Regions from separate parts of the Homo sapiens genome. Here region 1 is linked to region 2. A link is an interaction called in ENCODE POLR2A ChIA-PET data of the cell type or tissue named here. Cell type or tissue: PC-9. All regions are shown on one strand. Each heading gives the region's core, and the rest is flanking DNA. Links, peaks and the distances in the headings are about the cores only.

Evidence for each region. Peaks named below come from ENCODE experiments on the same cell type or tissue, not always from the same donor. Only the 100,000 strongest peaks of a DNase experiment are listed, where the experiment ranks them.
Region 1: POLR2A ChIA-PET joins it to region 2 with 15 read pairs; 2 of 35 experiments call an interaction of 5 or more read pairs at or near these places.

The regions. Positions count from the first base shown.
Region 1 is chr17:71,230,198-71,236,586 of GRCh38, forward strand. No RefSeq gene overlaps it. Among named protein-coding and RNA genes, the nearest start is that of CASC17, 31 kb to the left of the region's middle. In PC-9, for the core only: no CTCF peak of the experiment used is centred there; no DNase peak of the experiment used is centred there.
Region 2 is chr17:71,402,207-71,408,595 of GRCh38, forward strand. No RefSeq gene overlaps it. Among named protein-coding and RNA genes, the nearest start is that of CASC17, 200 kb to the left of the region's middle. In PC-9, for the core only: no CTCF peak of the experiment used is centred there; a DNase peak (open chromatin) is centred at 3,055; H3K27ac peaks cover 3,267 bases.

The DNA.
Region 1 (6,389 bases), core at 677-5,676, 170 kb before region 2:
CAAGCTGTGTTGTGAAGAAGTTAAGGCATCAGACTTTCTAAGTACAACTGCTGGCTTTACTAGTATTTGATGCACGTTCTTGAACAAGTTACTTAGCAGCTCTGGGCCTTAAGTTCCCCTCTGTAAAATGGGAAAAATCATCCACATAGAGCTGTAATGGAACTTTAAATGACATAGTATATGTGAAGCAGTTATAATAATTATAATTATAATAGTTGCCTAGTAAATTAAAAAAATTACACACACACACACCACACATATACAGTCATATGCAGAATAATGATGTTTTGGTCAATGATGGACCATATATACAATGGTGGTTTCATAAGATTATGTTAGAGCTAAAAAATTCCAATCCCCTAGTGATGTTGTAGCCATCGTAACATCATATTTTTATTTTTTGTGTAGCCTAAGTGTACAGTGCTTAAAAAGGCTACAGTAGTGTACTGTAATGTCCTACGCCTTCATATTCACTCACCACTCACTCACTGACTTCCTCAGAATAACTTTCAGTCTGGCAAGCTCTATCCATGGTAAGTAAGTAATTCTTTAAGTCTTTTATGCCATATTTAAATCTATTATGCCATCTTTTCTATGTTTAGATATACATATATTTATTTGCCATTGTGTTACAGATGCCTACAGTATTCAATACAGTAACATGCTATACAGGTTTGTAGCCCAGGAGCAATATCCTTGGGTGAGCCATATAGCCTTGGTGAGCAGCATGCTGTACCACCTAGGTTTGTGTAAGTGCACTCTATGATGGTCATGCAATGATGAAATCACCTAACAATGCATCTCTTAGAAGTTTTCTCATTAATCAACACATGACTCTCTCTCTCTCTCTCATTTTATATATACACACACACACAGACACATACAGACACACAAACACATACACATAACTAAGATGTCACATGTTCATTGCAGCACTATCACAATAGCCAAGCTATGGAAACTGCCGGAATGCTCATGGATTTTTAAAAATGTCGAAAATACATTCAATGGATTAATCAGCCTAAAACAACAACAACAACAACAACAAGAAAATCCTACAAATGCAGGATGTGGTTTGGCTGTGTCGCCACCCAAATCTCATCTTGAACTATAGTTCTCATAATCTCCACATGTTGTAGGAGGGACCTGGTGGGAGGTAATTGAATCATGGGGGCGGTTACCTCCATGCTGTTCTCATGATAGTGAGTGAGTTCTCACAAGATTTGATGGTTTTATAAGGGGCTTTTCCACCACTTTGCTCTGAACCTCTTCCTGCCACCATGTGAAGGATGTGTTTGCTTCTGCTCCTGCCATGATTGTAAGTTTCCTGAGGCCTCCCAGCCAAGCTAAACTGTGAGTCAATTAAACCTCTTTCCTTTATAAATTACCCAGTCTTGAGTACGTCTTTATTAGCAGCGTGAGAATAGACTAATACAGGCAACAATATGAAGCTTGGGGGCATTATGCTAAGTCAAACAAGCAAGTCATGCAAAGACTAATACTGCAGGATTCCACTTACATGAGGTATCAAAAATAGTCAAATTCATAGAAACAAAGAAGACAGTTGTGGTTGCCAGAGATTGGGGGCAGAGGGAAATGGAGAAACGTTAATCAAGGGATATATAGTGTCAGTCATGCAAGATGAATACATTCTAATGATCTGCTGTATCAAAAAATGCATTTCAGTTAGATAGGAGGAATAATGTTAACAGGTCTATTGTACAACATGGTGACTATAGTTAATAACAATGCAATGTATTTTGAAAATTGCTAAGAGCAGATTTTAGGTGTTCTCACCATAAAAAATGGTCAGAATGTGAGGTAATGCATGTTAATTAGCCCAACTGAGCCATTCCACAATGTACTCATAATTAAAAACATCATGCGAATTTTTCAATTTTTTAAAATTTATTTTTATTTAATTAATTAATTAAATAATTTTGAAATGGAGTTTTGCTCTTGTCGCCCAGGCTGTAGTGCAATGGCACAATCTGGGCTCACTGCAACATCTGCCTCCCAGGTTCAAGGGACTCTCCCGCCTCAGCCTCACAAGTAGCTGGGATTACAGGCGCCTGCTTCCATGCCCAGCTAGTTTTTGTATTTTTAGTAGAGATGGGGTTTCACCATGTTGGCCAGGCTGGTCCTGAACTCCTGACCTCAGGTGATCCACCTGCCTTGGCCTCCCAAAATGTTGGGATTATAGGCGTGAGCCACCATGCCAGGCCTGTCAATTGTTTTTTTAAAAAAGATCTGCTGTACAACATTGTGCTTATAGATAACAATACTGTATTGTAGATTTAAAAATCTGTAAAGACTGTAGGTCTCATGTTGAGTGTTCTTACCACAATAAAAAAGAAAGGAAAAGAAAGAAAAGCATTTTCAGTTGAATATTTACTGAATCATAACCATAAAGACGTAATTGCCCTTTAACATCTCTAATGTTAACATTGATCCAAATTTAAATTGATTTCTCCTGTGCCTTAACCTTCTAAATCAAATGCCTGTCTAGCTTCTGGAGTATGAGTATGATGCAGCATTTGTTGACACTGTATCAGTATTGTGGGGAAAGTAAAGACAGAGATAGCACTAATTATCATTAACCTTGGCCCAGGTCTTCAAATGACCTATGTGGTCTTAGGAAAGTCACACATCCTTCATTTTTATAAATTCTTAAAAAAAAAAAAAAAAACAACTCTGCCGTAACTATCTCACCAGAACTTTTACATCCAAGTCTCAGTTCAAATGTCCCCTCTTCCGTGAAGACAAAGTGTTTCATGTTTTCCATTACATTTGTAATGGAAACACTTAGAATGTTTCCAACATAGATCACTGTTTACATACTTATGCTATTTGCTGGCTTTAGAGAGTAAGACATTTCTATGGTTTGAATGTCCCCTCCAAAAATCATGTTAAAATTTAATTGCCAATGTAACAGTATTAGGAGGCGGATCCTTTAAGAAATGATTAGGCCACGAGAGCTCTGCTGTCATGAGTGGATTAATGCCATCATTTCAGAAGTAGGTTAGTTATTGCGGGAGGGAGCTCCTAATAAAAGAAAAAGTTTGTCCCCGCCATTCCTTCTTTTCTCTCTCTCCTGCTCGCTCCCTCTGTCTCATGCTGGCTTTCACTTTCTGCCCTTTGCCATGGGATGACCTTGGCCATATGCTGGCACCATGCTCTTGGTTTTCCCAGCCTGTAGGAAAACAATCGTGAGCCAAATTCATTTCTAGTCTTTATAAATTACCCAGTCTGTGGTATTCTGTTATAGCAGCACAAAATGGACTAAGACAGCAACTTCCTTTGTGTCTCCCGCAAGAGCCTATTAGATACTTGCTGAGTTGAATTAAACACTAAATGTGAAAGCATAGCATACTACAGCTATATTGAGTGGTGGTTGGGATTAAAATCTAGATTGTTGGGTTGATATTTTAGTGGAGCAAGTGTTTATCTTTGAATAACGATTCCAAATTCCCACATTTGGATGTGAACATTTGGCTATCATTATTGATTCCTAGGTATTTTCCCATGCTATTTTTAGTGTCAAAAGATTAAAATGATACTTAAAAACAACATCAATAACAAAAAAACTAATTATAAATGTCATCTTTTAAATCTACAATAGGGAAAAAGAATGTAAAATACCTTGGAATAAATGTTTACGTCTTACTACAACTATAACGCAATCACCTTTTCTCCCATTCCCAATAGTTTCAAGCAAAAAATGTAATGGCCATGGGCTTTGGGCCTATCAGAACAAAGGCTTGAATTAAGCAAATAGATTGTTTCAAACAGCAGCATGACAGTAAAAAGATTAATGAGACACATCTTGGAAATGAATAGATAATAACATACTCTTTTCTCAGATTTCCCCTTGCCCCTCAAAATCGATGAATCGCATTTACCCTCAATGCAACTAAATGGGAGAATTAAAAGTAGGGGAAAAAATATCAGTCACAGGTATTCTGCTTCTGGAAGGCCTCTAATTCTATTTCCTGTTTGACATATTATTTTATTCCCATTTTCTCTAAATGTAATATAGTAACTTGCCATAATAAACGGTTCTCTAATTTGCCACTTTTGTGATTGGCATTTTCAGATTTTTCAAGGACGCTATTGGTCGTTCCTTCATATGTTGCAAAAATAAACGGAAAAACTGAACCACATGTCATTGTTGGGCGGAATTTTCTGAATTTGTCTTGAAGCCAAGAGAATTTATTTGACTGTCTGGGGAGTATCGAGGCAGATCTCTTGTTCTCAAACAGACACCAAAGTTGCTTGAACAAATGGTTCGCGTTAGCTGGAGAAAGACACTGAATGGAAACCATGTGCCTCTGAACCTTGTGGTTTCAAGTTGAACCACAAGCAGTGAGAAGAGCTGTCAGTCTCTAGTCTTGATTTCGGCCATACTCACGGGGAAGAGAAAAACTGTCAGTGCCACCTCTTATGTTGTCTTAATAAAGAGACCTGTGAGCTCGTGCAGTACAGACTGTCTCTGGGTGAAGAGTAAGAGACAGAATCTCAAGAAGCTTCCAGTGGGATGTAATAAAGACACATGATTTTTCTCTATGGACATCCACACATGGTAAAGGTAGCAAATCAAGGCCTTTCTGAGGAGCAGAAACAACCCAGGGAGGCTAACGAACATAAAAATCTGGCATCCTCTTATAGCTATCATAAAGGTGAAGAAAAACATCCTAGAGGAATTAGCTTTGAGACCCAAGACGGTTAAGGTTGCTAGAACAGAAAAACAAGAAAGACAAATTTTTAAGTGTTACCATTTATCAAACTCCAACAGCAATAAGGGAATGTTATAAAGGAATATTAAGTGCTATTTTATATCACAATGGCAAAAGAATCGTTTAACTACATGTAAGTATGGCTTCCTCAATGAATATAGGCATGCCTTCACCTAGCCATTTAGATGATGGAATCAGTTTCTGAAAAATGGAATAAGGTTTGATGTTGAGTTATCTAGCAACTAGAAGGAATAGTGAAAACATTTTTTGCTTCCTCTTCTGTGCCTTCTATTAAAAACCTCTTTGCCTCAGACTGATTTACTTTAAGCAGCTAACACTTCTACCAGTTTGAAGAAAAGGATAAAGAATAAGAAATAAATTGTAACTATTTACTACAGTTAATATTAAACTTTCAAGTATTCTACAAATGTACAATACTGGTGCAGGATGTTGACATTAGTGGGCAGGGAGCATATGGGAGATCTCTGTACTTTCCTCTTTCTTTTGAGGTGAATCTAAAACTGCTCTAAAAATAGTCTTGAAAAAAGTGCTGGGCAAGGCGTGGTGGCTCATGCATGCAACCCCAGGACTTTGGGAGACCAAGGTAGGTGGATCATCTGCGGTCAGGGGTTCAAGACCAGTCTGGCCAATATGGTGAAACCCCATCTCTACTAAAAATACAAAAATTAGCCAGGCTTGGTGGTGGACATCTGTTATCCCAGCTACTCGAGAGGCTGAGGCAGGAGAATTGCTTGAATCTGGGAGGTGGAGGTGGCAGTGAGCCAAGATCATGCCATTGCACTCCAGCCTGGGCAACAGAATGAGACTCTGTCTCAAAAAAAAGAAAGGAAAAAAGTGCTAAATGTATTATTGTGATATACAGGAGGCTAAAATCAAGTATAACTTGAAAAGTAGGCCAAGTGACTCATATTAAAAATGAATAAATGCGTACCCACAAAAATTTAAAAAAAATTTAAAATGTATAAAATGAATAAATATAAATGTAAACATAATATATAATTACATATAGCACACAAACATATAGCAATAGAGAAAGACGAGTATGTGTATACTCACACACACACACATTTCTACAATTTAATATAGTGATTTATACCTAGAATCAAGCAGCTTTTGGGGGACTTGGAGGTTTTATAATACAGAAGAGATAAACTGCAATTACTTTTGACCATTTTGCTCATCTTTTTCTTTTCCTTTTCTTTTTTTTGTTTAGATGGAGTTTTTTTGCTCTTGTTGCCCAGGCTGGGGTACAACAGCATGATCTCAGTTCACTGCGACCTCCACCTCCTGGATTCAAGAAATTCTCTTGCCTCACTTCCCAAGTGGCTGGGATCACAGGCATGCGCCACCACACCTGGCTAATTTTGTATTTTTAGTAGATGGGGTTGCTCCATGTTGGTCAGGCTGGTCTCAAACTCCTGACCTCAGGTGATCCGCTGGCCTTGGCCTCCCAAAGTGCTAGGATTATAGGATTATAGGATTATAGGTGTGAGCCACCGCGCCCGGCCTTGCTCATCTTTTTCTAAGAGATTCAGTAGCCCAAGCTAACATAGATTTCATTCTGTTTCAGCAAAAAATATCTGTGACATGCTCATGAACTGTCCTTCCCAGCTGTTTACCATTCACCTCTAT
Region 2 (6,389 bases), core at 922-5,921:
ATGTTTATTTAATGAATAATATATGGCAGTCAATGAATATTTGCTATGTACTAAATGCTTTGCTTACAAGGTGTTATTTAACAATGGTAACTCTTCAATGAGAAATACACCTTTCAATCCAGCATTTTTTGAGGAGGAAATTGAGATTCACAGGACTTAAGTCACATACATGTCTAGAAGGTGGTCAGCTAAGTTTCCAACGTAGGTCCACCTGACTCAAAGTGTGCTATATTGTCCTAAATTGACATACTTTTTAATACATATGCCATATTCAAAACCATTATGGGACAATTGCAGAGTAATAAAATTTGTATCAGTAGTCACTGTTGAAGAAAAATACTTTATTTCAGCCCCCTCAAGATCTCTAGCATAATTGACCACTGGGACCAATGATACCAACTATAGCCAAACATTACTTGTTTTCTTTTTTGGATCTGCGTCTTGGGTCTCCAGACCGTGTGCAGAAGAAGGAAGTTCAGGTCTCTGTGTCCTCTGCTGGCACACCTGACTCATCTGGGTTGAGTCAGCACTCTTGCCCCGGGACCTTTATGTACCCTCCCAAGGTTTCTTTACTGCTGTCTTCTTACTAGTGTTTATGGTATACACATTTACTATCTGGGAGGATCAGCAGATGGAAACCCCATGACTTGCTAATTAGATCTCCCAAAGATAGTGTCAAATTAAAACCTGGCCCTCTAAATTCACATAAACACCAAGGGATGCAACTGCCAAAGATGGGGCTCTCCTGGAGAATTGGCAGCTTCTTTCTCCCTCTAACCATTCTCTTATCTGAACTGAAGAGATCTGCCTCCAGCACATTATTGCCCCCAGCACTTAATGAGACTTGAGTAAACAACAGTGGTGGTGAGCACAGGGTGTTTTCCTGGCCCAGGTGCTCGGATTTTCTGAAAATTAAATCCAGTGCTGAGGCAGATTGAAGGAAAGAATACATCTGCAGCTCAACCCCGTCAGCATGTGGAGTCAATTCTCTAGGTAGTGTAGCTGTCAGGGATCAGCTGGATTTGACTCGTAGCTCTGCTGTGCAGTCTCAGGCAAGTAACTTAAACCCGCTAGTCTCCTGTCTAGTCCTCAGCTTCCTAATTTGCATAATGAGGATCGGTAAGCTCATAGGGTTACTGTGAGTTTGGAAAATGCAGGCATAGCACTTGCACAGGCCTGCTCTTTAATAAGCCTTGAAAAATCTAAGCTCTCATTTGCTGCTACTTCTGGTGTAGCTATTGCTCAGTGGGCTGAAAGAGTAAAGGGAAATGTGGTCAAATCATTCCCAAGTCCTGTCTACATCAAGAACAAGACTTGAAGCAAGCATGGAAAATGGCCTTGACTCATCTTAGAAATCAGAGAGAGGGCCAAGGGTAGTGGTTCCCACCTGTAATCCCAATGCTTGAGAGGTCGAGGCAGGAGGATCACTTGGGCCCAAGAGTTTGAGACCAGCCTGAGCAACATAGTGAGACCCTGTCTCTAAAAAAAATACAAAAAGTAGCTGAGTGTGGTGGCCTGCACTTGGGGTCCCAGCTACTTGAGAGGCTGATGCAGGAGTATTGCTTGAGCCAGGGTGGTGGAGGCTGCAGTGAGCTATGGCCATTGCACTCTAGCTTGGGTAACAGAGCAAGTACCCATGTAAGAAAAAGAAAGAGAGAAAGAGAGAGAGAAAAGAAGGAAAGAAAGAAAAGAAAGAGAAAGAAAGAAAGAAAGAAAGAAAGAGAGAAAGAAAGAAAGAAAAGAAAGGAAGGAAGGAAGAAAGAGAAGAGAAGAGAAAAGAAAAGAAAAGAAAAGAAAAGAAAAGAAAAGAAAAGAAAAGAAAAGAAAAGAAAGGAAAGAAGGAAGGAAGGAAAAGAAAAGAAAAGAGATTCACTGAGACTCTGCCAGGTGAGCTGGAAATCCCACATGAATCCCTCAATCTCTGGTTTGATGGGATGTGCTTGCAAAGAAGACTGAAGAGAAAAAGAAAAAGAGAGAAAAAAGAAAGAAAGAAAGAGAAAGAAAAGAGAAAAGAAAAAGAAAGAAAAGAAAGACTCACTGAGACTCTGCCAGGTGAGCTGGAAATCCCACATGAATCCCTCAATCTCTGGTTTGATGGGATGTATTTGCAAAGCAGATTGAAGAGAATGTGTCAGAGACACTTCTAGTAGGTAACACGACAGGGTACAAAGCATTAGAGTTTTATCAGTTAACTTCGAAACTCAGCTCCATCACTCAATACTTTTTTTTTTTCTAAGTTAATTTCCTTGGACCTCAGTTTCCTCTTTTTCTTAAAATATTGATATAATACTTCCCTTCCCAAATTATTATTGAATTTAAATGAGATAATGTTTCTAAAGCATTTAACTCTTCTCCCACAAGCTGGGGAGCAATAATGTTAATTCTTCTACTCTTATACTTCTCCACTTTCCCCTCCTTACACTCTAGTGTTTATTTCATAATATGTAGGACAATAAAAATAAGTTACAGTGAAGCAAATAAGAAAAGGTAAAAGTTGTGAGTAGAACCAACGGAAAATGTGTAAGAAAAATTGAGTGCACAAATTTCTAAGCCTAAAAATAGGAAAACACAAAATATTAGATATGTTCAGAGGGCATCTAATAAATTGAGGGTCACATCAAGAGAGACAAATGCCCTATTTTCCAACAAAGCATTCATTGTTGCTACCGCAAGGGGCAAAATGCTATTCTGAGGTCAGATGACAGGTTTTGGGTTTTTGTTGTTGTTGTTCTTCGTAATAAATAAATATCCTTTCATGCTGTGTTGTTCCAACTTTTCAGTTGTTTACTCAAATAAAGTCACACTTCCACAAAAACCACTTATGATTCCAAAAAGACCATATATCAGAGTCACATGGAGGAGGCTGATAATGCCTCCACTTTGATTTGAGGCATTTTGGACTCCCTAAGAAAAAGAAAGGGTTGCCCAGTGAAAGAGTTCACAGCCCTATTTTTGGAACCTGTTTTTCCAGTACAGTAAAGAGACTCAAATATTAAGACCCTGAGTCCTATCCGGGCTCCATTTGAGTCAAATGTAATAGATGGGAGGCCTGACTCCAGAGACCACACAGCAAACCGCATCCTGACGCAGTGGCTCCACCAGGCACCTGCTGGATTGAGAAATGCAGGGCAAGTCAGCACTGATTCATTGCCCCTGATTGACAAGATACTATCATTCACCTTTTCCTGAGATAAACCAGAGTCTCTTGTGAAGACCTATACTAGGAAGTACATCCCACATTTCACAAATGGTAAAAATACATAGGTAAGAAAAACTCAAAAATACCTCCATAATTTTCAAAAACAAAATTCAGGGCCTTAGTCTGAATTTATATTAATGGAGATGAAGGGGACAAAACATTAAGTGGGGACTCCTTTTCTGCCATTGTGTGGGAAAATCCTGCATAATAGACAATAGTCTCCTTATTTTGTAGAGTAGGAAACTAAAACTTAGCTTAAATAACATACAATTAGCTAAGTGGACAGGATATGATTTAAGCTTAAGTCTTATGATCTTTCTACTCTCCCATCATACCTTTAACCTCTAACTTCTTTCCTTTCTTCACACTATCTTCTTGGCATGTGAGACTTAAGATTTCCTAAATTCAGGCCGGCCACGGTGGCTCACGCCTATAATCCCAGCATTTTGGGAGGCCGAGGCAGGCAGATCACGAGGTTAGGAGATCAAGACCATCCTGGCTAACACAGTGAAACCCCGTCTCTACTAAAAATACAAAAATTAACCGGGCATGGTGGTGGGCACCTGTAGTCCCAGCTACTTGGGAGGCTGAGGCCAGAGAATGGCGTGAACCCAGGAGGCGGAGCTTGCAGTGCGCCAAGATCGCACCACTGCACTCCAGCCTGGGCGACAGAGCAAGACTCTGTCTCAAAAAAATAAATAAATAGAAAAGATTTCCTAAATTCATAGCCTGATGCTGTTATATGATGGGTTTGAAACTTGTGCCTGAGCCACTGTAAGGAACAATGGTCAATTGTCTCAGTTGGGGACTAATTCTACACGCAATGAGAAGAGCACAAACTTAGAAGTCTTGTTTTTCTTTTCTTTCTTTTTTTTTTTTGAGATGGAGTCTTGCTCTGTTGCCCAGATTGAAGTGCAGTGGTGCAATCTCGGCTCACTGCAACCTCTGCCTCCCGGGTTCCAACGATTCTCCTGCCTCAGGCTCCTGAGTGCCTGGGATTACAGGCGCGATTTACCACGCCCAGCTACTTTTTGTATTTTTCGTAGAGACGGGATTTCACCATGTTGTTCAGGCTGGTCTCGAACTCCTGACCTTGTGATCCTCCTGCCTCGGCCTCCCAAAGTGCTGGGATTAAAGGCGTGAGCCACCACACCCGGCCATAGAAGGCTTGTTTTTCTACAGATCGAGTCAGGGTTTAGAGAATAGTGGAGAAAGAACAGAGTCATGAAACTTCAAGAATTTAGAAAGACATGTAAAGCCTTCAGTGCTGATAATTCTCAACTGAAGGTGATTTGAAAATGTCTAGAGACATATTTTTCGGTGTCACTACCAGGGAGGGGCAGGGTTATCATACTGGCATCTAGTGAGTGATAGCCAGGGATGCTGATAAACATCCTACAGTGCATAGGACAGGCCCCTCACCCTGGACCCCAAGAAAGAATAATCACGTTTAAAATGTCCATGTTGTAGAGGTTGAAAACCCTGTTGGAGACTATAAACTCCTTAAGTAGGACTATGGACAACTGAAAGAAACTGGATATTTATGAATAAATTAATGAGTAGATAAGTGAATGAATGAATACATGAATGAAACAATGAGACTTGAACTAACATTCAGGTTATTAAGTAACTACATCTGGTAGCACCACTGAGACGTGGAAAGGGGGTCTTGAATCATATCTTTATTAAAAGATTGTATACATCGCAATTAATATGTATGATTATATGCTTGTAATAACATCAGTTAATCCAGAGGGTGTTAAAGATAAATATATTTATATCCATTTTCCACTCTCTGACTCCAACATGGTGGCTTGTGCAGATAATAAATAATTATGTGAAAAATTATAATTATGTACATCATTAAAAGTTTCCAATACTTATTATTGTATTCTTTTTTTAATTCCTTGAAACTCATGCCTTGTAGTGTGTACTTTTGCTTTAGCTTTGATTTCAAGAACAAACTAGCTATAATACAGGGACTGCTGTCAATAATAAGACTTTTGCTGTTAGACTCTCTCTCACTTTCCCTCTCCTTTAAGTTTGGGCCATATTCTCAACAGACATTAGTCAACCAAACTGGGGCTGGTGCAGGTGGGGTTGTTCAAGCTTGTAATCCCAGCATTTTGGGAGGCCAAGGTGGGAGGATCGCTTGAGCCCAGGAGTTTGAGACCAGCTTGGGAAACATAGGGAGACTCTGTCTTTACAAAAAATACAAAACTGGCTGGGTGTGGTGGCATGCAGCTGTAGTCCCAGCTGCTTGGGAGGCTGACGTGGGAGGATCTCTTGAGCCCAGGAGTTTGAGGCCACAGTGAACTATGACTGCAATAATGCACTCCGGCCTGGGCAGCCGAACAAGACCATAGTCACTAATTAAAACAAACAAACAAAAAACCACAAGTGCAAAGAGGGAGGGGAAAAACATTCATAAAAACTATCACCCTTCTCTGCACATGTAAAGCAACCAACCAATAACTTCACTTCCTGCTATGATTGGTATTATTATAGTGCAGCTCAGGAAGCTGAGTTTCATTACAATAAACCTATGGTTTCACTAAGGCATTTTCCCATGAGAACATTTTAATTAATTTATTATTTGCAAATGAAGCTACAGGTGTTTGAGTGGGTTGGTAGTAGCAGTGATGTCTGTGTGTGTGTGTTCGCACGCGCTAGAGCGCATGTGCATGAGTGTATGTGTGCCTTAATTGCTTCTATATCTGCCTCTCCGGCTCAGCCTGTCCAGGCCAGCTGGCAGCCCCCAGCAACTGATTCCCAGACAAGTCTCTGCCGGCAACTTGTCACGTGGTGATGGGATGATTCTGTCAGGCCCACGCAGCTATGCAGGAAAATAAAATTGTCATAATAAGATGCTGGCTTCTTGGCAACTCGACCCTAGTTCTGGGGTAGAGGTTGGCAGTCATCCTCCTTAGAGACTGAGATGTTCTAACTATGATCAAATGTTTAGATATTTTTTAAAGCTGCTTCTTTGTCCCAAGGAAGATTTTGTTCTCTCATGCCAATGCTAGCACCTTACTAATGATTTTCAGATATATTTTCTAACCTAGAGATATCAACTAAGACTTGGTCTTGCTCTCTCAGCACAAAACATTTGCAACTCGGTTTGGGGGTTTCAACAAAGTGCCACTTAAACTTGACAGGCAAAGTTTCCAATATGGCTATTTCTTAGGAG